2 separate regions of the Mus musculus genome follow, and region 2 is linked to region 1. The links are chromatin loops, found by intact Hi-C in ENCODE. Cell type or tissue: heart. All regions are shown on one strand.

The links. Hi-C counts contacts between places; a loop is a spot of excess contacts. Peaks named below come from ENCODE experiments on the same cell type or tissue, not always from the same donor. Only the 100,000 strongest peaks of a DNase experiment are listed, where the experiment ranks them.
Region 2: it touches region 1 in a loop (2.0-fold over the local background); 6 of 42 quality-filtered maps call a loop at or near these places.

Annotation. Positions count from the first base shown.
Region 1 is chr1:170,766,854-170,774,853 of GRCm38, forward strand. The region is part of intron 14 of Atf6 (activating transcription factor 6); the gene reads right to left. Among named protein-coding and RNA genes, the nearest start is that of Gm23523, 19 kb to the left of the region's middle. In heart, a CTCF peak has its summit at 3,967; a DNase peak (open chromatin) is centred at 4,778.
Region 2 is chr1:170,651,524-170,659,523 of GRCm38, forward strand. All of the region lies in intron 3 of Olfml2b (olfactomedin-like 2B), which reads left to right. Among named protein-coding and RNA genes, the nearest start is that of Olfml2b, 11 kb to the left of the region's middle. In heart, no CTCF peak of the experiment used is centred here; DNase peaks (open chromatin) are centred at 628 and 4,178; H3K4me3 peaks cover 463 bases; H3K27ac peaks cover 3,501 bases.

The DNA.
Region 1 (8,000 bases):
AAAGAGCTTGTTTACAGGCCTGAGAGCGGTGGAGAAAACCAGCTCTTAAAAATTGACCTTTGACATTCACTCAGGAGTTGTGGCACATATACTGGTGTGCATGCGTGCACACATACACACACACCAAAGCCATCTTAATCTCCTCCCCATCTCACAGTTGTGTTTTTGAAAACCTGGGAATGTAGTGGTGCAGCCTTTCTTGCCAACACTCAGGACAAAGCAGCAGGTGGGTGTCTAGGAATGTGAGGCTAGTCTCATCGACATAGCAAGTTCAGGGTTAACCAAAGCTACACACTGACATCCTGTCTCAAAAATGGAGGGGACCTCTATGACTCAGAACTAATAATAGGCAAATGATTCATACTTGGGCATCATGCTTTAACACTAGTTCCTGCGTAGGCTTATTTACTATAGAAGCTTTTCCAACCACTTGTAGGAAAAGGAAAATCACAGAGATTAATTGCTATAGTATAGCTTTATAAAAGCATTCCACCACCAATTCAATATGACATAGTGTTAGGACAGGGAGAGAAATGCAAACAGCAGAAATCTTTAGCTACAAAGGACTTACATATTTTCTTAGTAAAAGGCATGCCTGGGATTAGGAACAATTTATTTCAGTCTGGCATACAGTTTGACAGTTTAAGAGTAAATGGAACATGTGAAAGACGATGGCTATATTATATAAAGAGCAGATATTTTAAAGCTTAGATGACTGATGTTGGATGAAAACCTAGGCAGTACCCGGCCTAGTACTGTCCATTGCACACCAGTGTACAGTTAGATGCATTACATCCAGATGCCCTGACACTGGGATGGACGCAGAGTCCCTGGTACTTTTCTGAAGCAGACGGAGCACCTTACCAGGGAAACAGAGACCTGAGTGAGATGGGGAGTGGGTGATGTCTTCCTTTCAGGCTTCACTGTTGTGCTTTTTAATAACATAATTGAGTCTGGCTAGAAAAGAATAAACTTTCTTTACCTTGCTAGAGCTCAGGATTTTACTGTGAAAATAAAGTCTCCCCTAAAACAGCTTATATATCTAAACTGCATGGGTTAGAAGAGCCAAATATTCATACCCATTTTAAGGATAAGTCCAGAGTCTAAAATATATTTTTCCAGATACAAGCTCAGGGAAGAAATTTTAAATAGCAATTAAAATACAGTTTAATGGAACAAATGAATTCACCTTATTCACAGGGGAATCTATCCTCTTCTCTTGTCCAAGTCAAACACTCAAGGTGAAGGATAACCAAGCAAATGGCAGAAGTTGGGCACTTTGTAAACAAACACTGCTACAGTCAGAAACACAAAGGGGTTCAAAGTCAGAGCACTTACTGCAGAATGCACACGGTTGAATAGCTTACGACTGAAAGAAACAGATAGGAGCGGTGGCCATATCACCTAAGAGCAGGGCCTGTAAACCTCAGATGCTGTGGATTGGGAAAATGCTGGGCGAGGATCAGTGCGATGGCTCAGCAGGAAGAGCTGCCTCTCACTACGCCTGACAACCTCAATTCCTTTTCCCGGACCCACTGCTCACATTCCCACGCCCAAGAATAAAATATAAAAATAAAAAATGTAACTTAAAAAATTTTAAAGAAAAATATTGGTTAACAAAGTCTCAGCTTGAGATTCCTTTTTACCCCACCAGAATGACCAAGGTAATTCAAGCGACAGCACATGCTGGCAAGATGCGGAGCAAGGGAAACACCTCTACATTGCTGGTGGGAGTGCAAACTTGTACAACCACTTTGGAAATCAATCTGGCTGTTTCTCTGAGAATTGGGAATAGTTCTACCTCAAGACTCAGCTATACCACTCCTTGGTATATACCCAAAGGATGCTCCACCATCCCGCAAGGACACTTGCTCAACTATGTTCATAGTGGTATTATTTGTAATAGCCAGAAACGAAACAACCTAGATATCCCTCAACTGAAGACTAGGTAAAGAAAACATGGTACAGTTACACAATGGAATACTACTCAGTTATCAAAAACAAGAACATGAAATTTGCAGGCAAATGAATGCAACTAGAAAATATCATCCTTAGTGAGGTAACAAGACCCACAAAGACACACATGGTATGTACTCACTTATAAGCGGCTATTAGTCATAAAGTACAAGATAACCACGCTACAATCCAGACCCAAAGAAGTTGAGTAACAAGGAGGATGGCTGAATCTCACTCAGAAGAGGAAATAAAATAAGACATCTGAAGTAGATGGAGGGAGAGAACTGGATGGGAGAGGAGGGGAGGGAAGGAGGGATGGGAGACAGAAAACAAATTGGTGGGGGGCAGCTCTGGGACTGGAATACTTTGGGGGTGACTCTAGCTGAGACTCCTAGCAGCAGGGGATATGGAGTCTGAAGAAGCCACCTCCTATAGCTAGGTAGAACTTCCAGGAGTGGGAGGGGACACCAACCCATCTATAAAACCTTCAACCCAAAATTTGTCCTGCCTATAAGAAGTGCAGGGGCAAAGATAGAGAAGAGATTGAGAGAATGGCTAAGTAATGATTGGCCTAACTTGAGATCCCAGAGGAGAAAGCCAACTCCTGACACTATTAATGATACTCTCCTATGCTTGCAGATAGGAACAGCATAACAGCCTCCTGAGAGGCTTCATTAGAAGCTGATGGAAACAGACGCAGAGACCCATAGCTAACCGACAGGCAGAGTTCAGAGAGTCTTGTGAAAGAGTGGAGGCAGAATTGAAGGAGCCAGAGAAGTCAAGGACACCACAGAACCTACAGAGTCAACTAACCTGGGTCCATGGAGAATCACAGAGAATGAACCACCAACCAAAGAGCATAAAGGAGCCTAGGTCCAGCCCCTTACATATATGTAGCAGATATGCAACTTTTTCTTCATGTGAGTCCCCTAACAATTGGCACTGGGGCTGTCTCTGACTCTGTTGTGGGGTCTTTGGATTTCCTGCCCCATAGCTGGGCTGCACTGTCTGGCCTCAGAGGGAGAGGATGCATTTATTCCCGCTAGGACTTATGTACCAGGGTGGGTGGATACCTATGGGGAGCCTCTCCTTCTCTCAGGAGAAGGGAGGGGAAGTAGGGGAAGAGTGTGTGAGGGTGGGATGGGGAGGAGAGGGAAAAGGTAGGCTGTGACCAGGCTGTAACATGAATAAACAAATTAATGGAGAAAAAAGAAAAAAGTCTCAGCTTTACATTTAAATAAATATTGCTTAGGAAATAACTTTTGCAGCAACTTTAGAGTCAAGTGTGTATAATCAATCAAGGCTCATTTCACCAAGGTGGTTTCCTCCTCAGCAAAAACACTGTTCAAGAAAAGGTAAACGAATAAAATGACTAAGGGAAAAAAAAGAAAAAAGAAAAAAACTCCTGAAGAAAAAAGTTCCACTTAAAAAAAGTGGCTTAGAGAAATGGCTTTTAGATATGATAATCATTTTTCACTTCCTTTAAAAAACTTGTCAAACAGAACAACCTTTTTTGTTTTCCTTTCCCCCCCCCCCAGGGGAAGGTAAGGGGGGAGTTAATCACTGGGGGTGGGGGAGGGGGAGATGGGAATACAGGTAGCATAGAGCAGTCAACAGCCTGGAAACGCTAAGCACTTCAGGGAGATAGTGTCAGTCTCGCTTGTATGACTACACCCCCAAACATGGCCTCTCACAGAAATTCCCATGGATTTAGTTTCTATCTTTACAATGTATTTATAGTTAACTTACATAACTCCTGAAAAAGTAAAATACGGTCCTTCCAGATTTTAACTTCGTTTACTGTATATGCATTCAGTAGACTTAAGTCAAGCTGGAGAAGAAAGTCCTTCCTTTAGAAGTAAACTCTCTTCTAAATGCCTGTGCAAACAATTATAGTTTATTCATGAAATGCAAGCCTGATCCTGTCTTCTACCTAAGAACCAAATTCTCTAGGCATGGCCCACAAGCGTCGTTGTGACTCTGCCATGTTGTAGTTTCCTGAACGCACTTCACATTCCAACCACTTTGCTGGAGAGTCCTCCTCACACAGGCGCCTCTCATGTGAAGTGCCATGGCTTCACAGTCCCACTCACGCTCCTGAGTGCGCTCTAAACTCTTCTGCTACCTTCTTCCTGAAGGAAGAGAGCGCAGCCGATGTAGGCTGGAGTTAAGAGTACCTACCTCACCAGGCTTTGGAGGCGCTGGATGGACGTCTTACATACAACAGCGAGGGCGGTGAAGCCACCAAACCCACGGGAGCCTATGCATTCCGTGTTATGCTGTTTCTTACCACGATGCTGTAATTTTAGATGAGTCACTTTCTCCCACTACTACAAATTACTTGAAAACAAAGAGTTTACATACTTGTTTTTATGGATGAAACACCAGATTTGGTGAAAGGTACTGAGTGAATAAATAATGACGCAGACTAGGATAAAGTTTTACCAGGGAGGATCTAACAGAAGAGATAGGACTTTAAAGCCATTTATCTTTCATTTTCCCCTGAAAAGCTGCTGAGCTGTGCCTAGAAGGCAGGCACCTTCTAGACCCATAAAAAAGGAGGGAATGAATTTTCTTTTTTTCTCCTCCCTCTAAAGGGACACAGAAGTTCACATTCTTCTCTGATTCTAGGGACACGCCAGAGCACTACTAATTACTTAGTTCCAAAAACCAGCCTTCACTAAAGAACCAGAGTTGGTCTGTAGAACAGGAGTTAACAGCACTGCTCATTTGTGCAAACCGAGCGTGAGGGGAACGGCGGGGAGGTGCACAGGGGAGAAGGTCGGTGCTGGGAACGGCGGGGAGGTGCACAGGGGAGAAGGTCGTGCTGGCTCTGACTCGTGCTCCCACTGCTTATTTATAGCTGATTAGTATGAGATTTGTTTTACTTGGCAAAAATACAAGATTCTGAATGACTAGGCGAGGAAGATGTGAGAAAACGCGCAAGCGTTAACGCTCCGGAGCTGACTAACTCCTGCACCTCGGGGCTCCGTCCGCAGGTTCCCGGGGCCGCTGCACACTGAGGCCGCTCCAGAACTGCTAGTGTCCTCGGATGTACATTCACTTCTACAAGTGAAACAGCGCTTAGCGAAAGAACTAGTTCCCTTAGATATCTCTGTTTACTAGCTGGGGCTATATTTTCAGATTTCTTTGCACATACAATTCTTAGTTTCTTTTGTAAAATACCACTAGCAAAAAGAAAAAAACTCTTTAAAAGCCAAGCCAAAGAATTACATGCAGTGATCTGAATAAAATAATTTCTCAGTGACCACTTAGAATGACTCCTTCCTTACGCTGAGTTTTCTTCTTAGTACTGATATTTTATTGCATACACTTATATATTTACTTAGTATCTATCTTTAGAATATAAACTCTAAAAGAATCTGTCTTTAGAACATAAACTCTACAAGTGCTAGGTTTTTTTGTTTTTGTCAACTGCGGTATGGTTTCTTGTTGGATGAATGACAGTAAAACTGATTATAACTTCAAGTACCAACTCTAAGGCAGCTACAGTTAGAAGGGTTTTTAAAACATATACAGAAATAAAAGGCAACTATGCAGAAAGATAGTTAACAACTTGGATAAAGGAATTTGAAAAATAGGAGCAATTCCTCAGAAGATGTGAGGAAATACATCTTTTAAGGGAAAAAAACTGTCATGCTCTGGGGATTTCTCATATTTTGGCTTTCTCTTAAAGATGAACAAAAAATTGATCAATAGTCAGAAGTGTGTGGGGAGTGATGTTTCCCACTGCAACTCCATTTCCTGGAGATACCTGTTCAACAGTAAAATCGGTATTTATGTTACACTAGGTGGAAAAAGACTTTCCTTGTTTTACATCATAAAACTAGGCATACAGCACACCAAACTGAAGGAAAAAAATTTAAATGTTATTTAAAACTAGGCACACTGAACATAAAACTGAAGTAAATTTTCAATGTTAGTTTGGACCTCTTTGGTTGTGTTATATAGTAATAGATAATACTGTATCCTCTTTAGTCTATGATGAATACAACCTTGGTAAAATAGCAGTAAACTGATAGGGACTTTCTTGTGACTAGGGGAACTTGGTTGACCATGAAAGGCTTGTTATTAGTCTCACATATTTCTTGTGTGCATGTGTGTACATGTTCGTGTGTTTATATGTGTGTGGAGGTCAGAGGTCACACTCAGGTGTCAATCCTCAGGTGTCATCCACGTTGTTTTTGTGACAATCTCTCACTGGCTGGGAGCTCAGCAGGCCAGCTAGTCTGACTGGCTAGGGAGCCCCTGGACCACCTCTCTCTGCCTCCTCGGTGCTGGGATCATCACGCTCAGCATCTTTACACTGTCTCTGAGTCAGCCACAGGAACCTGAGCTTGAACACAAGCAGCTCATCAACGGAACTATCTCCCCATCCACATACTCGCTAAGACACAAACTTTTTAACTAAAAAGCCCTAAAGCCCTAAAGACTCAGGTACAAGTGAAGGCGATTCTTCAGAACAGATGGACTACTTGATAATATGAATTCAGGTTATCTTATTAACTATACTCTGCCATTTTCCTTTTCTTGAAGCCACTTATTATATATTCAGAAAGAATATATATTAATATATATCTTAAAACATTCATTTTAAGGTTTGATTATGAATGTTTTAATAAAAATTAAGTAAAATAAAGCACCAATAGAGCAGAGAGTAGCAGACAGCTCCGACAAGGACCTTATTTTTTAGTTCCTCTTACTTTAGGACCATTCCTTAGCCCCTATGTGTTTGTCTCATCTGGTCTCTAGAATTTGGTTTGGCCGTTTCTTCTGCCCATGACACAATTGCTGCAATTATCTATAGTGTAGTTATGCTTCCAAAGAATATGTAAATAACACTTTCCTGGTTGAGTCTGAGGCTGGACACTTGAGGTTGAGGGAGTTCAACCACAAGACATCCTTTTATGAAGCTCCAGGAAACGGTACAAACTCTCCACGCCAAAGACAACTGGCAGTCTGGTACAACCTTTTAAACTTGGCTTTGCTGGAATTCTTCTTTCAAAAAAAATACTGGATGAAAACACAGCACCGAAGATCATAAAATACTGGATTTGCACAAGTAAAAAGTAGACTCTGAGTCACACATCGTACCATATGTAAAAATTAACTCAAGGGCCATCAAAATGCCTCAGCAGACAAGGTGCTTGCTGCCCAGGCCCCATCCATGATCTGAGTTTGATCCCCAGGTCATGAAAAAGGACAAGCAACTCCTGCAAGTCATCCTCTGATCTTCATAAATGCACCACATGTATGAATGTGATATATATAACATACAAACACACACACAGATACAATGTAAAATACAGTATAGAGATGAACTCAAAATGGACCTAAATGAAATCTAGTAAACTACAAATGCTTCAGAAAAAAGCTGTAGGACGACATCTTTGTGAGATTCCAATATTCTCATCGATATGGTTGGTTTGTTTGTTTTTTGTGACAGGGTTTCTCTGTGTAGTCCTGGCTCTAGAACGGCCTGGCTTTGTAGACCAGGCTGGCCATGAACTCAGAGATCTGACTGTCTCTGCCTGGGCCTCTGCCTCCCAAGTGCTGGGATTAAAGGAGTGCTCCACCAGGCCTGGCTAATTCCTGTTGATTTTAATGAGGTAAAATGATAATTCTTAAAAGCAGTTTAAAAGAACCTCAGTTATCCACTCTTCAAGGCCTCGAGTCAGAGCCAATGGCCTTTGAACTGGACACATTCCCTTACATAAGTCACTGTTTTTACTAATCCCACTTCTACCCACCCCAAATCTTTCAACTTTGGCACATGGTAGTCCCCATTGCACCCTGACCTTTTGAACCTCAAGGAATTTTTTATTCAAAGAAATATCCCAAGAGAAGCAGGCTGTAAATCTTGGCAGCTGCCTGAAGGAGGAAGATAGAGTCAACAGAGAAAAAAAAGGCCATGTCATTCCCTGCAATGCAGACAAGCCAGCATGGGATGAGAAGGGGGCTGTTGGAGAAAGAATAGAGCTCAGGCTGTTGTGGAAAGCATTCTTGGAAGAGGGATAGAGAGA
Region 2 (8,000 bases), 120 kb before region 1:
CAAGGTCAGACACCCAGCCTCAGAGGCGGCCAGTGGGATAGACTCTGCAGAACAGCCAAGCCCATTCCGCTGCTGCAGACCCTCCTCTGGCCAAGGTTAGAAGTGGGAGGAGTCTGGTGCAGTACAATGCCCCAGCAGGGTGGTACTGAGTCACTCTGGGGTCTTGTCTCAATCGTCATAGTGACAAGAGTATATATCTCTTTTCAAACCTCGCCTGTTTAGTAGCCAGCGCTGGACTTTTATAATAATAATCCCTATATTTACACAGCATTTTGCAGGTTTTTTTTTTAAACATTCCATATACATTTAGTGATTTGTTTCTGTGAGCTGGGCAGGATGTGAACCCTCAGGAAATTCCATGGCTTGCCTGAAATCAAGAAAAAAAGAAGCCCAGGGCTGGGTTCTGGTTCAGGCCCTTCTGGGTCTGGTCCAGGGCTCTTTCTAATCAATCTCAGAAGTTCCTTCGAATCCTTGTTGTCAGCCCTGTAGGCATCAGTTTTTCCTAACCAGAGTTTAAAAACAATAGTTTATCCAAGGGAGTTTCTAGGCAGGACTGTGGCTGTACCCCATATGCATGGTGATCCAGCTCCGTGGAGCCTTCCCTAAACCAGACGATCTCGGGCGACAGGTCACTGTGCTGACAGGAGTCTTCTGACCCATGACGTGAAGCACTGTATCTTAGATTGAAGTGGAATCGGGCTTGTGCAGCCTGTCTGTCTGGGCTATGCAGTAATTGAAAAGGCAGAATGTTGGGTAAATGGAAAAAACACTCCCTCTCTCCAGCCTGGCCGGCTCTGTGGGAGGAATGGAAGTACCATTCTGATCCCACTCCTTGCAGATTCTTGAGTCCCAAGGGGATCTCTCTGGAAGTCAGATAAGACTAAAAGAGGTCAGGTTGGAGGGGCCGTCTTCTCAGAGTAAGGTGGCTGCTTGGCTGTGCAAGTGGGCACACGTGTGCACATCTGTCTCGGGCATAGAGGAGACGGTAGGCATGGAAACCTCATTTGCTGATGAAAGAGGAAGGAAGAAGAGAGGTGAGTGGTTCAGAGCCTCCCCACTCTCGGTAAAATCCTCCCTGGCAGCGCTGCCTGGCGGCTGAGTTTAACCTTTTATTTTAAGTGAAGGAAAACAAATACACGCTTAGGCAAATGCACAGTGAACACACAGCTTGACAGCTCACTATAATGAGAACTTCTGAGCACCCACCACCCAGCTGAAGATGCGGTGATGTCAGCACACACCCACAACCCCCTGCGCCTTCCCAGGCTTGCCCCCAGGGAAGCTTGATATCATCTTCCTTGTGTTCTTTCTCCTTTAAAAAAAATGTTCTTTTAAAGATTTATTTATTCCATTTTTTATGTGTTTGTGTGTTTGCCTTCATGAATGCATATGTACCGCATGCCTGCCTGGTTTTACCGAGAGAAGTCAGAAGAGGGCATCGGGTCCCCTTGAACTAGAGTTACAGATGGTTGGGAGCCACCATGTGGTTGCTGGGAACTGAAACCCTGTCCTCTGCAAGAGCTGCCAGTGCTCTTAGCCAGGGATCCACCTCTCAGCCCCCTCCTTGCTTTTCTGTATAGGTTTCTTCTCTAAGGATGAGTCCTTACTATGATAGTTTCATCTACGTTTGAACTTGGAGTATATAGAATCCTACAGAACACGTGTGTCTTCACGAACGTGTATGTGCTGAGCTGCTATCACTCAGCTTCACATTTTTAACATTTAACGGTTGCTTTTGTGTCTTATGATCCACCCATTTTTATTCCTGTGTACTGTTTTACTATATAGATATAATGCAATTTTTCTATCCATTTGGTGATGGTACACATGCGATTTATTTCCAGATTCATATTCAGAATAGCTCAGGAGCACCGCTGTGTATGAATAGCCTTGTGCATATAACCTGGCACATGCTTGCTTGCAGCTTTTATTACATAGGACAAGTAATGGAGTGAATGGCTCATTAGTTAGCTTAGACCAGTGCTTCTCAACCTTCCTAATACTGTGACCCTTTAATACAGCTCCTTGGGTTGTGGTGATCCCCCAACCATAAGATATTTCATTGCTACTGTTATGAATCATAATGCCAATATCCGAGACTGATATGCAGCCCAAGTGGTTGTGACCCAAAGGTTGAGAACTGCTGTCTCAGACTTTAAGGGAATGTTGTCAAACAGTCTTCTCAAGTGAGTATAAGTTTATACTGCCTCAGACAGATATGAACCTTCACCAGCACTTGAAAATATCAGGCTTTCTATTTGGGGAAGGGGGATATACTGGAGTGAAACCGTTTTGTTAAGTTCCAAAATCTGAGCCCCAAACACCTTTCCTAGTCACTCTGGGGAGGCCTGAAACATGCACCCTGCTTCTGAAACCAGTCCACCAAGAAGAAACAGCCAAACGTCTTCAACATGGAAGGCTCAAGCTGCCCCAGCTTCTGCCAATGGCTGGGGAGGGGAGGGGAATTCAGAGACAGTGATGGGGGAGTTGGATTTGAAAGGTAGCCAGACACAGAACATATATACCAGGAGAGATGTGAATTGGAATTTCCGGAGGGAAACCTATAGCTTCCAAAGACAACAAGAAACCCCGCCCATTCCATACAGACCTGGGTGGCACTGACTCAGTGTAAGAAAAGATTTTTCATCCTGAACTACAGGTGTGCCAAGGACACTTACAGAGACTTACAGGCTGCCTAAGCCTGAAAGTGGGTTTTAAAGGCTCAGGATTTGAAGTATGAGCTGTGGCATCGAGTACAGCATACTGCTCCCAGGATCAGATGTATTCACAGGCAGAGGACATAGTGGAGGGGAGACGGTTGAGAGAACCAGCTCTCTTGTGGAGGCTCTATGGGGTGAGATTTCCATAAAATATGCAAATCTTTGTGGAGTCCCCCCTCCAAATGCAGGACACCTATAAATGCTTTTGTATAAGTATTTAAATATGCCTGTCTATCATTGTGTATATACATTTCTATATGTGTGGTTGCATCGCCCATACCTGTAAGACACATGATGCAAGCAAGCTGTGCTCACTTGTAATCCCAGCCTCTAGGTGCTGGTGGCGAGATGATTCACATATTCAAGTATTGCTATAGGGAGTTCAAGGCCAGCCTAGCTAACCTAAGACACCATCTCAAACAACAGCAAAGAAAGAAAACCAAATACATGCGTGCCTACGTGTTTTCGAAGCACAATTTCTGTTGCTGAGCTCTGCCCCTCCTGGTATGTGGCTTTTCCTTTGACCCTGTGCACAGATGAGCATTTGGTGGGGGGGCACGACATTGGGGAGCATTTTCTCCAGATACCATTGCCTCTGAGGAAGGTTTTCCAGGTGCAGAATTAGCCCTCTCCCTAGGATACCCTTGCTCAGGCATTGATGCCGTTCTCCCCCAAATCTGAAGCTCTGTTGGCTTCTGTGTTTCTGGCTCAGAAGGCAACATCAGAGGAACATTCCTTACTCGGGGGCTATGTATTTGCACTAACGTATAGGAAAATGTAATTTTCACCTGTGCAAAGCTGGCAGTGAGTTAGGGGAAACCGTTGCTTTCCAAGTGACCCTCTCACCTTGGCTCCCATCCATCAAAACATCCCAAGTGCTCACTCTCCCGATCAAAACCGCCTCTTCAGAAGGGCTCTCTGTAGTCTTCTCTCCCTTGTGGCTTCCTTAAGTGTGGCTTTGGAGAGGAAGGTCCGTCGCGTCTCCAGCAGAGTACACTCTGCAGAGGCCGAGGGTCAGTGATGTTTTCAATATACATTTCAGCTTTCCTTAATTCAATTTACATCTTAATATGAGTTCAAGCCAACGAATCACCTCTCCTGGGGTTGTATATGCTTCATATCTAATTTGCCACTGTGGAATGCAAGCCTTACTTCTTGGCTAAAGGTATAGGAGTCAGCCTTCCATCTGTTGGCTTACGAACAGCCCATAGCTGCCAGGACATAAGGGAGCATATGGCTTGGTTTGGGGGTGTCTGAGGCTTCCGACTAACATGGAAACTCATCTCTGGGGATATAGGACTTATCTGGTCTGACTCCCTTTCCAAGTTTGGGATCCCCTGAGGGCAGCTGGGTAGTTGTGTTCTTTGTTCCCCAGTCCTGGCCCAGCAGCACCTGACACACACAGGATGCTCAGCAGCTGTTTAGTTGGGGGAGGATTTGGAGCAGCAGCTGGTGGCTCCCTTACCGTGTCTGCCTGCTCCACCAGCTGTGGTCAGAGGGACTGGGCTACAGCCTCTCTGCCCTGCCATCAGGAGCATCAGCTGCTCCCAGCTGCTCTTCCCACTCACTCCAGCTCCCTCGGTAAGAGCTGGGAGACAGCTGTCAGCTAGGGTGGCTGTCTCTGACCACCTGCTCTGGGTTGTAACCCTGAGGGCTTAGAAGGGGAGGAGACAGTAGACCCCATTCACCCCAACACATGTGTACAATACTGTTGCAAGACCACTTCAAGCTTGCTATTATCAGTATTTGAGCCTGGTGTGCACCTAGCCGTATCTTCCAGGTAGCCTGCTGCATGACTTGGGAGCAACATTTGGCTTACATGTTTGGCCCAGCTGCTTCTGCCAAGCATCTTATGTATCCCAGGATCCTTTCTTTCCAGCCTGCCTCAGCCATACCATCCATAGTTCTTCTTTACTTTCACATCTGAGCATCTGCTTCTATGACTGTAAGGGCTATTCAGCATCACCTCCAGGCCTGATTCACCCTAAGCGCTAAGCCACACACAACCCTTTGTCTGTTCTCTGTAGCAAGCCTGGGTGCGGTGGATGCCTTCATTCTTCCTCCAGATGGCCTGGAGAGGTATCATTGACTGCTTAGTTACATAGCCTGGCTGGGAACTCCAGAGCCGTTCTCCCCGCATTCTCTTCTTGGTTCTGGTTAGAAAGGCAAGGCCATAGAGAGATGCCAGAGCTCTGCCACCTTTCTCTCTGATTCTGACAGTTTTGCCCTAAGCAAGGCATCAATGGTACCTTCTGTCTCTACCTACCATGTCCACCCTCGTCCAATAGCTATGAAAGTCCAAGGTAGAATTTGCACCCCAAGGACACTCTTTCCCCATGCCCTCCCCCCCCAGTGTGCGGACTTGGATGCATTGGCTTCTACACCTCAGCAGAGTGTTTGCTGACCAGCTACTGAGCTGTGTGCTCAGGAACGCCCAGGCTGAGCCCAGTTCCAACTATGTGTTGTTTCTGCATTGCCTAGGGACTCTGCCCAGCTCACACGCTCTCTTCCTCTGCTCTTTGTACCTCTAGCCACAGCTAGCACTGGTACCTTTACCCCTTTGATCGTATGGGCTTAGCTGATAGTCTGCCATGCCTAGCTGCATGTCTCTCTAGCACGTGGCACTTCTTCATTGAACACTCCCCAGTTCCCTAGCTCTGCCTAGTCTAGGGACTCATAGCCAAGCGTCCAGATCTTTAATTGTGATCAGCCTTCTGTTCCAGCCCTCTGGGGTGCCTGCTCTTTCAATTCCCTCCCCACCCTCCACTTAATGGTGCCAGGATCCTTGGCAGGGACCATGTAGTATGCTGGCTTAAGCCAGATAGGCATCCTTCTCTCTGTCTTCAATGCACTCTCCGTGAGGCAAGTTATATACATCGTAAATGTCATGGTCGCAGTTGTCCCAGAGGGGAAGAGCTCAAGGAATGAGGTCATGCAGTTCACTTATTTGCCAGGGTAGGATCCTAAGCACTCGGACTGAGTAAATGCCACACCCCACACCTCCAAGAAATGCCCCACAAAAGGCCCTTGGTGTGAGGAAGGCAGAGCCTTAGGGAGGGCCAGCAGCCATGCCTGGGAGGTGTCTGAGTGGAGGTAGCCACAAAGGGGCTGCTGCTGCTCCTGCCCTGGGGACATCAGCTGGCTCAGCCCAGCAGGCTGATGGGGGTGAGAGGGGTGATGCCACCTCCAGCCTAATGTTTATTCAGGCGGCCACCAGGCTTTGCTGTTCCCACGAGGGAAATTCACTATACAGCACCTCTGGGTTTTTCAGAGCTGGCCTGCCTCAAACCCTCTTCTGTGGAAATCCCAAATAATAGCCTCGCTGAAATCAGAAAGGGGATTGAAGTCTATAAATCAGTGGGCAGCAAACCCCTGAGACCCTGGTGGGCAGGAGGGAGGAGTTGTACCTGTGGGCTGCTGTGACCGCCCAGAGAGTATTGCGCTGAAGCCCACGCTCAGGGGTGTCAGAAACCAGGGGGGCTGCCTTTCACGTAGTGAAGATACTCAAGCCCACATGCCCCACCAGCCTGAGCACTCCAAGAGAGGAGCAGTTTGGGTGGAGTTCTGGGGCTGAGAACACAACTCAGCACCCTGGGAGTGTTGTCCCAGCCCTCGGTGGGGGTCAGTACTAGCCTCTGTTATGTTACATTGTGTCTGCCCAGTCCTGTTCTCTGGTCATGCTTGCTCCTTGTTTGGTCTGTTGCTTACTTTCCTCTCACTGAAGGTGATCTTCCTTCCCCAGGGTGGGTTCAGCACCAGTCTTGCTCACTAAGCCTCACACGGCCCTCCTCAGCATCCACGTACTAACAAAGACATTTCACAGCTGTCTCTGCATTGTCCGGCTTTGTTCTCTGTCTCAGGATAAGAAGCCGTGGCAGGAGCAGCTGCTCTATGCTCGTTATTATGGATTCCAGAGACCAGGACAGGAACCTTTCCGCTCACCCAGGATGACCTCGGCTGATACAAATAGCTTGGTTCCCACTTCTTGTTCACTCCTTCTAAGAGCTACCTGCAGCTTCTTTTTAAAGCAGTATTCACTCCTCAAACTCCCAGACGGACCCAGCATACCTGGAGATTTCTGGGAAATGCAGGTTGTTATTCTGCAGGTCTGGGACAAGCTCCTGATGGTGCTGGTGGTCTCTTGTCCATACTTTGAGCGGTGAGGATCTGTGGGAGCCCAGCATCCTGGTTTGCTCAGCTGATGCATGAGTGTAAGGCCTTTTGTACATCTGAAAGCAAACTGTAAGGCTACTCTGGCATCTTTAAAGCGCTTGGTACTGCTGAGGGCTGGCTGGACTGGTTGGGTACCTTCAGTGGACCAGTAAGTGAACTTCAGGAGCAACGGCCAGCAGGCTGGTGATGAGTCAGCGCTGCCACTTTTATTTATTTATTTATTTATTTATTTATTTATTTTTATTATTATTATCATTATTATTATTTTGAGACAGGGTTTCTCTGTATAGCCCCAGCTGTCCTGGAACTCACTCTGTAGACCAGGCTGGCCTCGAACTCAGAAATCTGCTTGCCTCTGCCTCCCAAGTGCTGGGATTAAAGGTGTGTGCCACCACTGCCCAGCTATTTATTATTATTGTGAGTATGTATCATAAGTGTATGCATGCCTCAGCATGCATGTAGAAGACAACCTTGTGGTGTTGTTCCTCTCCTTCCAACTTTCTGTGGGCTCTGAGAATTGAACTTGTGTCTCCGGGCTTTTGAAACAAGTATCTTTGCTCTCGGGCGGTCCTACGAGCCCTCTGCCAGTGTTTTAAAATGACAGTTACCAAATCCCATCCTTACTGTAGGCCTCAGCAGCCTCTCTAGTATGAAAGGTTAGGCCTGAATGTCCGTTCCAACGGTGATGCTACGAACAATAGCGACCCAGTATTTTCCTTATGCATTCAGATGTATCAAATTCAATCTTCATAATCATGCGTAGGGAATGGTCCAGTAATGTCAACCTTTTATTGATGAGAAACGGATATGGGTAGAGTTTAAATGATTTGCCTAAGATCACAGAGCTGGGGATAGCAGCAGTGAGGCATGAGCTGAACGCCCTCCTCCTTACCTATGGCTTCAGCCACTGCGGCTCCGAAAGCTTGTCAGGAGAGACCACACACACTCACTCAGGGTGAGTTCTCCAAAGGAGACCCTTTCTCATAGACTAGCTGCCACAGCTGACGCTGTGCAGTTCAGAGAGTCTGGCTTGGGCTAAGCGCCAGAGAACACGGTGAGCCGTTTGAGGGCTCGAGATGGGATGGCCCTAGGATGCTGTGCTGACCA